3 separate regions of the Mus musculus genome follow, and all the other regions are linked to region 1. The links are chromatin loops, found by intact Hi-C in ENCODE. Cell type or tissue: left cerebral cortex. All regions are shown on one strand. Each heading gives the region's core, and the rest is flanking DNA. Links, peaks and the distances in the headings are about the cores only. Region 1 holds the start of Vstm2l (V-set and transmembrane domain containing 2-like). Region 2 overlaps Ctnnbl1 (catenin, beta like 1). Region 3 has its middle 38 kb from the start of Platr27.

Region 1 (4,117 bases), core at 829-3,328:
CGGTTCTGCCACCACAGTGTTCTGGAAAGATCTTGGATAGGAGTTTAAAGAGCCTCTGCACAGCTGGCTGATGCTGAAGAGGAGCTGTCCGTGGTGCTGAAACTGTGCCTCTAACATGCAACACCTAGCAGGGAGGGAAACTTGAGTTGATCCTGGTGACAACAGTATACTATCCACCATAATATCTGAAAGGGGCATAGGGAGACAGAATAAAGACAGCAAGCACGGTGTGTCACTCCGCTTTTTAGATCTCTCAAACTTTAGGTACTGTGAGCCGTGCTGGAAGCTGGATCCCTGCGGTGCTGTGTGTGTGGAGCGGGGATCTGTCCACGGTGCTGAACCCTCGCATCTAATCACCCCCGAGGCGCTGTCCGCGGTTCTTAAAGGATGAAACGAAAAGGGTGCTGTCCGCAATGCTGAAACAATGCCTGCCGGCGAAGGCAGAGGAGAAATGAGGGTAGGAAGAATCCTTCCCGGGGTCCGAAACCTTGCTCCGGATCTTCTCAAGACCTCGGAGAAGGCAGCCTTATGAAATAGGCTTTTCTTTAAAATAACCCCCCAACCCTCTTTTCCTGTCACAAAAGCCTCAGTTAAAGAGTCAAGGAAGGAATCAGAATTGGACTGCCACTCTTGGGAATGAAAGAGTCTTCATGGTTTACACACACAGACACACACACACACACACACACACACACACACACACTCCATCTAGACCTTTCATCTAGGGAGAGCCTTACAGTCCAGAAGGGGGCGATCCAGTTCACTGTGTAGAACCCCAACACCTCTAAGCTAGGAGCCCCACTAACTGCTGAGTCCCAGAGACAGGAACCACAATGATAACTACATTGTGTGGGCGCCACGATGTTCCCCACTTTACCCACCTAACTCCAAAGACCCCCCCCCCCCCAACCCCCGACACACACTGCTTCTGGTGGTGGCGTCTGTCCCCATTTTTCAGACGAAGAACTCGAGGACAGGAGAAACTACGCGTGATCACACGGGGACCCCAAAGCTGCCAGATCTTAAACTAGTTCACCTATGTCTCATCCCGGGTGCGCCCCCCACCCCTATTCACCTGTCCTGCACCTCGCCTGGCCCTGGCCCCAACACTACCCAGCTGGCAAAGTTGAGCGGCCCCTCCAGCGCACGGGTCTGGTGGCAGGTCGGATGTTTATCCCCAACGATCGGATTTCGACTCCCAACACCCTAGTGTTCCGCCCTGCGGGGGGTTAGGTCCCCAGGTGGCCTTCCACCCCCGGGCCTGCCCCACCCCCGCTCCCGCGCGGGAGGCCAGTTGCGAGTACCGCTTTAAAAATCCCAGCCTGGGCAAAACTTTGATGATAAATCAAGCTGCGGATCCCTCCGCCGCCGCCGGCTCAGGGCGGGGAGCGAGGGGGAGGGCGGGTGCGCGGCGGCGCGGAGTGGCCTTCCGCGCAAGCGAAGAGTCCCGCAGTCGGAGGCGGCGGGCTGGGCGTGCGCTCGCTGCCTGCAGCCGGGGCCGGGCCGGGGCCAGCAGGAGAGGGCGGCGGCGGCGCCGGGCAGGGTACGGCGGGCGCGGGCTTTGCGGGCTGCGGAGCCCCGATGTGAGGCGGCGGCGCCCCCGGCCGGAGCGCGCAGCATGGGGGCCCCGCTGGCCGCGGCGCTGGGCGCCCTCCACTACCTGGCACTTTTCCTGCAACTCGGCGGCGCCACGCGACCCGCAGGCCATGCGCCCTGGGACAACCACGTCTCCGGACACGGTGAGTTTGCGCGCAGCCCCCACGGACTTCCCCCCACTGAACCCCACCCCGGTCGCAGCCGCTCCAACTTGGCGGTCGCGGTGCTCGAACCTGCGCCGACTGATGCTATGGCCCAGAGTTCCGGGGCGCCCTCTGCTGGGACTGGGGACCCACCCTGTCTCCTATCGGGGCCAGCTCTGCGAGAAGGGGTTCCCAAGAGCACACTCGCTCTGGCCCCAGCTCGCAGAAGACCCCCTCCACGCGCGTACACACTCACACGGATACACACACCTCTGCGACCATACAGATGTCTCCAACCGCGGACACACTCAGCCACGCTCACTGCATCCCACACTCACAACTCTGCACATCCCCTCTGAGCCTCTCCTCGCTGGTAAATATACTTGTGCCCACTACGCACACGAATCAGACACTGGCTGGTGGCTCACCCTGCCAGCTGGCACTCGGGCACACACGCTTCGCTTCGCCACAACTCTTGCCTGTCTGCCTGCAGACACGGATACACATGCACGCACGCACTTGTGCACACACTTTGCCCACCCACTTCTCTCTGCCCCGATTCCTTTCTCCTTTGTGGGTTTAACGCTGAAACTGCTCCTGCATCCTCTTCATCAGGATCCATCCCTTCCACGGCCGGGAATGGTCCTGAGGGGCGCCAGATGCTGTTGCTTAAGACCTGCTAGCCTGGGTGGCAGCTTCCTTTGCCATCCATGTGGGTGGGTGGCATCCAGGGGTAGGGACAGTCTGGGGATAAGAAGGTAGGGACGGAGAGCTGGGATACACTGGAGTAGTTGAGGTCTATTCTTTCAGCTAGAGGCCAGGAGTAAAGAGGAATGTAGGGTGTTTGTCCCTGGGGGGATCATGAACCCCTTGAATCCTACAGGACACCCCCATCTCGGGGACCCCATCTCAACCTTGCCCCTAGAGGACTGAAATGTTGAACTCCAGCATTGTGGGAGCAAGGAGAAAGCAAGTGCTGCCTGCACGAGTGTCTGAAGCGCCTTTCCTCCCCACAGGAGCCCAAGTTGGCAGCAGAGTTGGGTGGTGTGGGGCAGGCAGCTGTGGAGGCTCCCTGCCCCTGAGCCATGCTGTGTGATGGGGCAGGGGTGGTTGAAACCAGAGGTGACCCTGCTTCCGTCCATCCCTTCCCTCATCAGAGGCTACAGCACACGTGCTGTGCTCTGTGTGCCCAGGCTGGGAGAGGTTTGAACAAAGGGCTGAGAACAGGATGATTTCTTTTGATGGGAGTGAGTTAAAGGTGTGCGCCAGAGCCTGGAAACCCAGGCAAGGCCTTTTACAGGTGTGCTGCACGATTGGGGTTGCTCCAGAGGGAGGGGTTTTCAAAGCCATGCTCAGAATTCCTGTGCCTAAGGGAAGCCCAGATCCCCGTATCTACATACACCTCACCTCCTCGCTATGTTGGACAAAAACCTCTCACATACCTTGATGTCCATCATGATTTCTGCTGGCCTGGCAGGAAAGGTAGAAAACAGGGAAAGGACTATTTTGATGCTCTATTCACAGAGGAGAAATCAAGTCTCAGAGAGGTGAAGGGAGTTGCCCAAGGTCACACAGTGAGAGAGCGGCTGAGCCAAGACTGGCTCCAGGGTCTGTCAGGCGAGAAGCAGCACTTTGTCCAGGTCATTTCTCTCCCTGTCACATTTTTTTTTCTCATTCAGGGGAAACTGGGAATTCCTCCCTTCTCTCCCCTCCCGTCTGCCTGTCCAGCTCAGTTCCTTGGCACTGTCAAAACTTATACTAGGAGGCCTCTTCAAGAAGGACTTGCCTTTCTGAGTTTGAGATCCCTTGAGGTACAAACATAGAACTCTGAGGCCTATGGTCATTGTCTTTGGGGCACCAGACCCTCCGAATTTGGGTCATTCTTGAGTAAGCAGGCTCTTTCCTTTGTGTGACAGTCTCCTCCTGCCCCCTGGTGCCAGCTGCGCTGAGAGGGGCACAGCCCTACTGATCTTCTCATCCCCACTCTGGACCAACCCCTGAATTGGGGATTCAGGGAGGTGCTGGATGCAAAGGGGACAGGACCAGTTTCTGAGAATCTGATCTCCTCTTGACTGTCTCTGGGTAAATGGGTCACCCCTTGGGACCTCCTCTGCTCTGTCCCTCAAGAGATGGCCCCACTGCTCTGCAGGGGCCCGTCCACCCTCTCGACATTGCCAGGCTCAAAGTCACCAAGCACTGGCTGCTAAGGAGCCCCACAGCTGCCCCTCTGCTGGGTCCAGCACCCTGTCACCACAGGAAGGGTCTGGAGCCACTCACTTAATCACAAAAAGAAACAGTTATTAATGATAGTGAGACGCGGCGAATAAGTGGGTCATGTCTAATAAGCCATTTGTGTTCAGGAGGAGAATACCAATTTG
Region 2 (4,117 bases), core at 858-3,357, 110 kb before region 1:
AGCTCTGCCACTCACTGTGTGCCCTGTGAAGGTTACTTTCCCTTCCGTGTTGTGTTTCACATGTTTGTCACACAGTGCACCTGTGAGGCATCAGTACGTATTTAGAGATCTTTAGGGCACCCACTACTTGCTGGCTGTTTTCCAGAACTGGTGGAGATCCAGCAGTTTGTAAATGTCAGGTGATGGTGAGAAGTGTCATCTACCACATGGTGACATGTTTGTGGATGTTTGTTGAACAGTTTTCAGTTTGAAAATGTTTCAGAAAGCATTTTCAGTAATTATTTTTAAATATTTGGATGACTTGGGTCTAAATAAGACATCCAAAGATGGAGGCTTTGTTTAAAGAAAACAGCAATGAGGATACAGGAGGCCAGGAGGTTGAGAAGGCAGGCTCTGTGGGATGAAGAGTAGGGCTGGTCAGATCTGGGGCCAAGCCAACAGAATTTCAGATTGTGCGGAGGAGTCATACAGAGCAGGGTAAAGAGCCGCTGAGGCGTGAAGCTGCCTGAGCCCCGCATCTTCTGTAGACTGGAGCAAGTGTACCTTGCTGTAGAGAACCTGGGGACCCTTCCACACCCATCCTTGCCCTCAGGCAGCCCTTCTCAGATGCCCAGTCCTGAGCGCAGGCCATGGTCTGCCTTGGTCTGATGTGCTGCTTGCTTTGTGCTGCTCAGGTGCAGCCACGCTGAGGGTCTCCTGACGCTTGTCACCGTGTCAGCCTCTGCTTCCTGGCCTTCTTGCTTCCATTCGTGTTCTCTCCTTTATCTCTGTCGCAAAGCAGAACTCACCAGGTCTTCATTCGCTTGATGCTCACTGCGTGCTGACTTCCTCTTGGTCCTAGAAACTGGCTGCTTGTAGCTCTCAGTATGGCTGATAGGGTCTCTGCTCTCAGGGGGTGAAACAAGATGGTCATGCAGAGGATGAAAATGGAATGGCTGAGTGTGTGGGGGTCTGGTTAGACCTGGTTCTCTAAAAAGGCCTTGTCTTAGTCAGGGTTTCTATTCCTGCATGAACATCATGATCAAGAAGCAAGTTGGGGAGGAAAGGGTTTATTCAGCTCACATTTTCCACATTGCTGTTCATCACCAAAGGAAGTCAGAACTGGAACTCAAGCAGGTCAGGAAGCAGGAGCTGATGCAGAGGCCATGGAGGGATGTTCCTTACTGGCTTGCTTCCCCTGGCTTGCTCAGCTTGCTTTCTTTTAGAACCCAAGACTACCAGCCCAGGGATTGAACCACCCACAATGGGACCCTCCCCCCTTGATCACTAATTGAGAAAATGCCATACCTGGATCTCATGGAGGCATTTCCTCACCTGAAGCTCCTTTTTCTGTGATAACTCCAGCTTGTGTCAAGTTGACACAAAATCAACCAGTACAGGCCTGAGTTCTGGGTACAAGAAGAAGCCAGCCATTCAAAATGGCCAAGAGCAGGGTAGGACAGGGAAGAGACCAAGGTGAGAATGAGCTTGGCACCAGGGAGAATGAGAGGAGCCACTTGGTGTGGGGAGTGGTTCTGCGTCCTATAGGCCTCTGTGAAATCGTCTGCATGGGCAGACATTAGGCATGGGATTGGCAAGTGTCTGTCTAGATGTTTAGAACAACCGACAGGCAGCTGTGGGTGGGGAGTGGGAGGGCAGGAATGGAGGCACATATCTCAAGAGGTGACTGTAGGCTTGCTTTTAGTATTATGACTTTCAAAACTTATTTGATCAAGATCCCTTCCACATGTTTGGGGGTTATTTTATTATTTTTTTAAACATGACATTTCTGAAACGCGTTGTGGGTGGAAGAACTCCAATCTAGCTCTTGAGTGTCATGGAGTGGGCCAGGTAGAAAAGGAATCCTCTTCAGACCCTCTCATCTGCCTGTTTCCCTCTTTCCTCCTTTTCTCTTATATCCTTCTTCTTTGGTCAAGTGGAAAAAGATGTCTGATCATGCCCTCAAACCTCCTCATAGTGAGACCTGCTGTTTGGGGACCTGCTAACAAGCAGAAATAACCAGAGACTTATCAGAAACTGCCAGGCCTCAGAGAGACCTCATTTCCAAGGCCAGGGCTGCTCTGGCTGGTGCTTTAATCCCCACGCAGGATTTGTTTTTAGTTTCAGACTTGGTCACAGATCCAGAAAATTGAAGGTAGGCTGGAGGCTGGAGGAAGTAGGCAGAATGCTAATTTGCACTCCTTACCAGCCGACTCCAGAGCCATGCATAATACAAATACTTTCCTAAGGGTTTTCTGAGCTAAATGTATTTTGACTGCTCTCGGCCCTCCTGCAATCAGATAAAATTGTATCTAACCCAACTAAACATTGAGTTTCACACTTTGCAAGCTTAAAAAGTCTGCCTGTTGGAAGTTAGATTTCTGTAACAAGAAAAAAGACTTTCCTCCAGCCAGACACCCACCAACCATATCCACTTGGCTCTAGGATCTAAGTGCTGCTCACCGCCACTGTCCTGCCAGTTTCTAGACAGCAGAGATGGCAAACATAACTAAGAATCAGGGAAAGAGACAAATAATGCAAATAAATAATGCTGCCATCCATCGCAGCAGAAGCCGGCCATGCCGTCTTGTTTGTAGCAGTGACAAGCCATTGCTGCCAAGCAGAGCTGTGACGTTTGCCACTTCTGAATTGGGGGAGATAGGGGAGTTAGTTAGGGTGGTTTAGAAAAAACTAAGTTGTGGATGCTCTGTGCCCCCAGATGTTTTCTGCTTTCTTTGCCATGCATAAATGATTCAGTTTATTAAGGGAAACACTTTAATGTTCTTACTGGCTGTGAGACTTGAGAGCACGATTGTGTATCCCTGGGAGAAGAGGGAGAGCAGCTCATTTTCTGCTGCAGCCCTTCCAGCTCTGGCACCAGCTCCTCTCCAGTGGCTCCGTCCCCATTCCTTCCCCAAGGCATAAGGGAGAGCTCAGAAAGCGTCACTGACTAGCAACTGGGTGTGCAGACAGGCCACAAATTTCAGATTTTCTTCATGTCCAGATGTTGCCCCTGAGTCTCAGAAAGTCCCAGAAAGAGCAGGGGCTGTATTTGTCTTCTCCTCCCTGTCATCCTTAGGCTCTGTCCAACCAGGTCTGTAGAGTGCAGCTCACTGGGCTCTTCCTCCTCCTGTCTGTCTTTCTGTTCTCTGCTCACTGCTGTCCCAGCTCTATGGCTCTGGCCAGGCTGCCTAACCTCCCTGAGCCTTTGTTGTGTGCTCTGTGAGTGAGAGCTGTGAGCTTTATGCCAGGGTAGATGCAACACTGACTGAGAGCACACAGTGACTGCATAAGTTTATTTGGTAAGGTTAGTTTCTCAGGTATCTGTTTGGGCAGAGTTGTTCAAGATCTTAAAGTGAGCCAGGGTCCGTGAAGTAAGGGGCTTGCTAGCAAAGAACTTGGCTTTTTCTTCCCCAGCGAGGTAAATGGCATGGAGTGAGAACAAAACTCGATGCAAACTTGATTGTGGGCATTTTGAGTTGTTCCTTTAGCCAAAAGTAGTGCCCCCTCCCCCCATTTTCCTGCGATTGCTGTAGGATTCTTCTTTATCCTCACTTCCTGTGTAAGGCAAGCAAGGCAGTGGGAAGGGGAAGGGAGGCTGTACCCAGCTCTCCAGTCTTCCTAGATGCCTGATCACAGCTGTCTTAGCTAAAGAGTCTCTTCTCCAGGAGAGAAAACCAGGGCTGCCTTCCCTCCTTCCTTCCCTGCATGCCCTGGGGTTGCCCACAGGCAGTCCCCCAGAACCTGTTGTACAGATGGCAGTGTAAAGGAGGAAAGGCTCTCTTCAAGATTCTAGAAGGAATCCTGACTTTGGTATCGCTCCTTGGCAGATGTGTGTATTCTGTAGCTACTGTGGGTTTCCTACCGACCTCAAAAGGTGACTCAAGTAAGAGCTGGAAGTATGTTTTACCCAATGCCTCATGCCCTGTTTTTCCATCATGTGTAGGTACTGCTGAGGCAGAGCTTGGGGAAGGAGAGGTGGGATGATGACCATGAGAACCTTGCATTCACCAGCTTTGTAACCCTGCCTTTTCCTTTGTGCCACTCATCTCTGGCTTGCCCAGCCGGGGTCAGGACTAACTTGGGGTTAGGAAGCCATTAAGACCCCTTCCTTGCCTCGGAGTGCCTTGAAGAGGCC
Region 3 (4,117 bases), core at 698-3,197, 280 kb before region 1:
AATTGGACCCTTTTCCTCTCAACTCGGATGTCTGTAGCCTGAAGAGGGAGATCTGGTGGGCTTTAAGACCCAGGGGCACCAGGGTCAGAGTTAGACAGTACAGGATCTGGATCCTAGGAAGGGGACTCTGTAGTTGTTAAAATTAGATTCCAGCTGGTGATTGGAAGTGAAGCTTAAAAAGCAGAGGCTAGGGTGGGTCTGCCTGCCTCCCGAGGTAAAGGGCCAGCTACCACGGAACAGACTGCCAGAGTGCTGGTGCCCCAGGAAGAGAGCACAAAAGTCAGGACATGGTGGCAGTCCAGCAGGAGCTGGATCGGACTCATCCTTCTTACCAAACCCCTAGTCCCAAATAAACCAGAGCCTCTGGATCTGGGTTCGAAATTTAACTTAATATGCTGTGTGACCAAGCATGTCACCTCACCCTCTCTGAACCTCAATACCCATCATTCTTTTTTTTTTTTTTTTTTAAACAGGGTTTCTCTGCATGGCCCTGGCTGTCCTGGAACTCACTCTGTAGACCAAGCTGGCCTCGAACTCAGAAATCCACCTGCCTCTGCCTCCCAATTGCTGGGATTAAAGACCTGTATCACCACTGCCCGGCTAGTACCCATCATTCTTATACGAGAACCACAGTAGTCACTTTAAGGGTGGGGGATACTCTTGGGGAGAGCCTAGACAGAGTGGGGACCCAGCAAGAAGCAGTTTCCACCTTGGGGGAAAGAAAGCCATCACTGTGCCCAATGGGGCTGCCTGAGACCTGGGAAGCAGAAGCACGGCCTAGTTCCCTGGGCTGGTGGCTGAGGACTCTTGCTGATCCCTGGTTACTATGCATTAATCTCTGTAAAGGGCCCTGCCACGGGGTCTGGAGCACAGTGAATGTCACACATCTGGAATGATGCTCACACTGAGGCAACATCTGGGCATTCACTGTGTCAGGTTTCAAGTCAGCTACCCAGGGCCTTGAGAAATGGTAAAGCTGGGCACATCTAGATCCCTGAGAATCTAGAGCCCAATCTAGGGTGGCAGAGGGGAGACACAAAAGCACCCACAACACAAGACAAGGTCAGGTGGAGACCCGCAGAGAGGTTTCTGAATGGCAGGAGGATGCCAGGGAGTGTAGTAAAGATGAGCTGATCTGTAGGCATTGCCTGTGCCTGGGCACCCTGTCTTACTCATATAGTCTCATTTAAAGCTCAAAACAGCAGTTACAGGGACTTCTTGTGGGCAAGTAGACCTTGCCACCAGACAGAAGAACTGGTCAGGCTGAGTGGCCCCAAGCCCCCTGAAACTCAGAACTGAGAATGGTAGGAGTGGGGCCAACTCCATGCCAAACTCTACGTGCTCTGGGACACATAACCACGACAACCCACTGAGATGACCATGACAATCAGCCATGTGGGGGAAAACATCTGAAGTCCTTCCCCATGCAGGTTAGCATCATTAGCATCTCAGTTTGAGCCAATAGGAAACCCCTACCCCTGGATCCCACCCTGCTCCTCAGTGTTTATAAAGTCCCTGTACACATGGAATAGAGCGCACAGGCTATTTCACCGAGAATCATCTGAGAGCGACTGATTTACTGAGCTGTGACACTTGGGGAAAAGGTTTTCTTCCCAGAAGCATTCATCGCTGGTCCTTGTACCCTCCTGACAGGCTGGACTCATGCTCCTGCTGCCTCTGTTGTCACTGCCTGCTGCCACCGGCAGCTGCCCTGCCCCAGCTGCTGGTATTGACGCTGCCACGGTGCAGGCCAGATCTGGGACCTCAGGTACCTGCCCCGCGTAGGCTTCCCTTCTGAGAGCTGTCACACTGTGTCCGTCTCTGGCTGGACCACAGGGTTCTGCAGAGGATGACAACTTCTAGTCCCATTTTACAGATGCAGAAACTGAGCCCAGAGAGGTCGTGTGATGGCTGATGGCAACCTTCATTGTCAGCTTGATAGGATTTAGAGTCACCATGGCAATAAATCTGCAGGAACGACTCTCAGGAACTTTCTAGACTGTCTTAACAGAGGTGAGAAGACCCACCCTAAACACGCACCGCACCGTTCTACGGCTAGGAGCCTCGATTAAGTGAAAAGACAAAGTAAATAGAGAACCAGCATTCATCTCTCGCGTCTTCCTGCAGATGCAATGGCCACCTCATTCCCAGGGCAAGCCTTCCAGGCCGCGACAGGATGGGGAATGGAAAGATGCAGCAGGGAGCCTGACCAGGAGATGGCGCCAGTGTTGCTGACTTTGAATGACAAACGAGACGGACAAAGTGGCCAGGCTTCTGCTGGATTAGAAACAGACCGCTCAGCATGAGAAATAGCCAGGGCTAGAGCCATTAGCCTTATCAAAAAGCTGATTGCTCTTAGCAAAGTATTTAATACGGTTTCCTGCTATTAGGGCCCAAACCTGGACTAGCAAGATATTAATTCTGCAGATAATCATTGAGAGGGGAGGACCATATTTTAATATATGGCAACAGGCAAGCTATTGTCATTTTTCCCTTCTATCTTGATTGCCGGCTACCCAATTAGAACTGGCTTTCGATGCCCCTTCCTGGAGGGACGGAGATAAGGCTTAATGTCCTCGAACAAGATCTATCGGCTGCGACGAGAGGCCCATAAATATTAATAAATCTATAATTAGTCCTGTGGAAAGGGGTATCCATCCATGAGGCAGTTCCACCCATCGATGCCAAGAAACCACTTTTGCTGGGAAAGCATGACTTTTCTCTCCCAAATGCCAGGCTCTTTGTTCCAGAAGGAAGCAGCCCTTAGATGGTCCAGATCCTGATGTGTTTGCTTTGAGACAGACCCTCAAGAACAGCCAGGATTTCTGCAGTGGTCTCCAGGGAGGGAGGCTTAGCCTAGGTGGTTATAGGAGAAGGTTGGGGGCCCAGAAACATTTTCTCACATTATTTTAATTTTTAAAAACCTTCTTATTGATTCTTTGTGAAGTTCACTTTATGCACCCCAATCTCACTCATTTCCCCATCCCTTCATATCTACCCTCTGCCCTTGCAACCCAAAAGAAATTTCTTTTTCTTTTTTTCTTTTTTTTCTTCTTTTTCTTTTTTGGTTTTCTGAGACAGGGTTTCTCTGTATAGCCCTGGCTGTCCTGAAACTCACTTTGTAGACCAGGCTGGCCTCGAACTCAGAAATCCGCCTGCCCTCTGCCTCCCGAGTGCTGGGATTAAAGGCGTGTGCCTAAAAATTTTTTTAAAAAGTAAAAGAAGCAACAACCAAAAGCATCTCTCTGTAGAAGCCGCAGGGTGTCCCACAGTACACCTTTTATCCAAATATCATTACTTGCAAATGTTCATTGCAATGAGTCTTTGGTCTGGCTCAAGGCCTCTGGCTTCTGCTAGTCTATCAGTAGTGGATGCTCACGGACTCCTCTCAGATATTCTGTTCTTGCCCTGTGTCATGGAGATTCTGCAACTTTGGATCTGCAGGACCAGCCCCTTCATGAGCTCCAGCAGTTCATAGATGGAGTAGATGTTGGGGTGGGCCCTGGATCAAAGCTCCCCAGTGCTGCACCCATCGAGGGGCATTGGCCTGCCCATGCAACCACCTGGCTAGTGAGGGGTGGAGCCAACTCTGCTCAGCGTCCCACACCCCTCGTACATCTACATGGCCCAGGGGCGGCAACCCAGACCAGGACTATGCACTCGGCCTTTGATGGTAACATGGACCACAGATGTTGACACAGACCCTTGCTGCTGCAGGGCAATGGACCCAGACATGGCTCTTGGTAGCACCATGGGCAGCGACTTCACTGTGGCCTCAGATGACAACACAGGCTGCTCCCTTCAGGCTGTTCCTCAGCACCCTCATGTCTCCAGTTCTGCCTCTCCTCATGGTGCTCAGACCCCTCTGCTTCTCTCTCTCCCATCTCTCTACCACTTGCGAACTGCAGTGGCTCTCTCTCTCTTTTTTTTTTTTTTAAAAAGATTTATTTATTTATTTATTATATGTAAGTACACTGTAGCTGTCTTCAGAGACTCCAGAAGAGGGCATCAGATTTCATTACGGATGGTTGTGAGCCACCATGTGGTTACTGGGATTTGAACTCAGGACCTTCAGAAGAACAGTCAGCGCTCTTAACCACTGAGCCATCTCGCCAGC

The links. Hi-C counts contacts between places; a loop is a spot of excess contacts. Peaks named below come from ENCODE experiments on the same cell type or tissue, not always from the same donor. Only the 100,000 strongest peaks of a DNase experiment are listed, where the experiment ranks them.
Region 2: a loop joins it to region 1, with 5 times the contacts of the local background. A loop is called at or near these places in 3 of 42 quality-filtered maps.
Region 3: a loop joins it to region 1, with 3 times the contacts of the local background. A loop is called at or near these places in 7 of 42 quality-filtered maps.

What each region holds. Positions count from the first base shown.
Region 1 is chr2:157,913,193-157,917,309 of GRCm38, forward strand. It overlaps Vstm2l (V-set and transmembrane domain containing 2-like), which reads left to right and starts at 1,461. Exons shown (of 4, transcript NM_198627.2): 1 at 1,461-1,739. The coding sequence starts at 1,619. In left cerebral cortex, for the core only: a CTCF peak has its summit at 1,874 (motif pointing left); DNase peaks (open chromatin) are centred at 1,340, 1,910, 2,141 and 2,723; H3K4me3 peaks cover 2,030 bases; H3K27ac peaks cover 812 bases.
Region 2 is chr2:157,802,417-157,806,533 of GRCm38, forward strand. The region is part of intron 5 of Ctnnbl1 (catenin, beta like 1); the gene reads left to right. Among named protein-coding and RNA genes, the nearest start is that of Ctnnbl1, 67 kb to the left of the region's middle. In left cerebral cortex, for the core only: no CTCF peak of the experiment used is centred there; DNase peaks (open chromatin) are centred at 2,253 and 2,824; H3K27ac peaks cover 2,500 bases.
Region 3 is chr2:157,633,635-157,637,751 of GRCm38, forward strand. No RefSeq gene overlaps it. Among named protein-coding and RNA genes, the nearest start is that of Platr27, 38 kb to the left of the region's middle. In left cerebral cortex, for the core only: a CTCF peak has its summit at 2,215 (motif pointing right); a DNase peak (open chromatin) is centred at 2,220.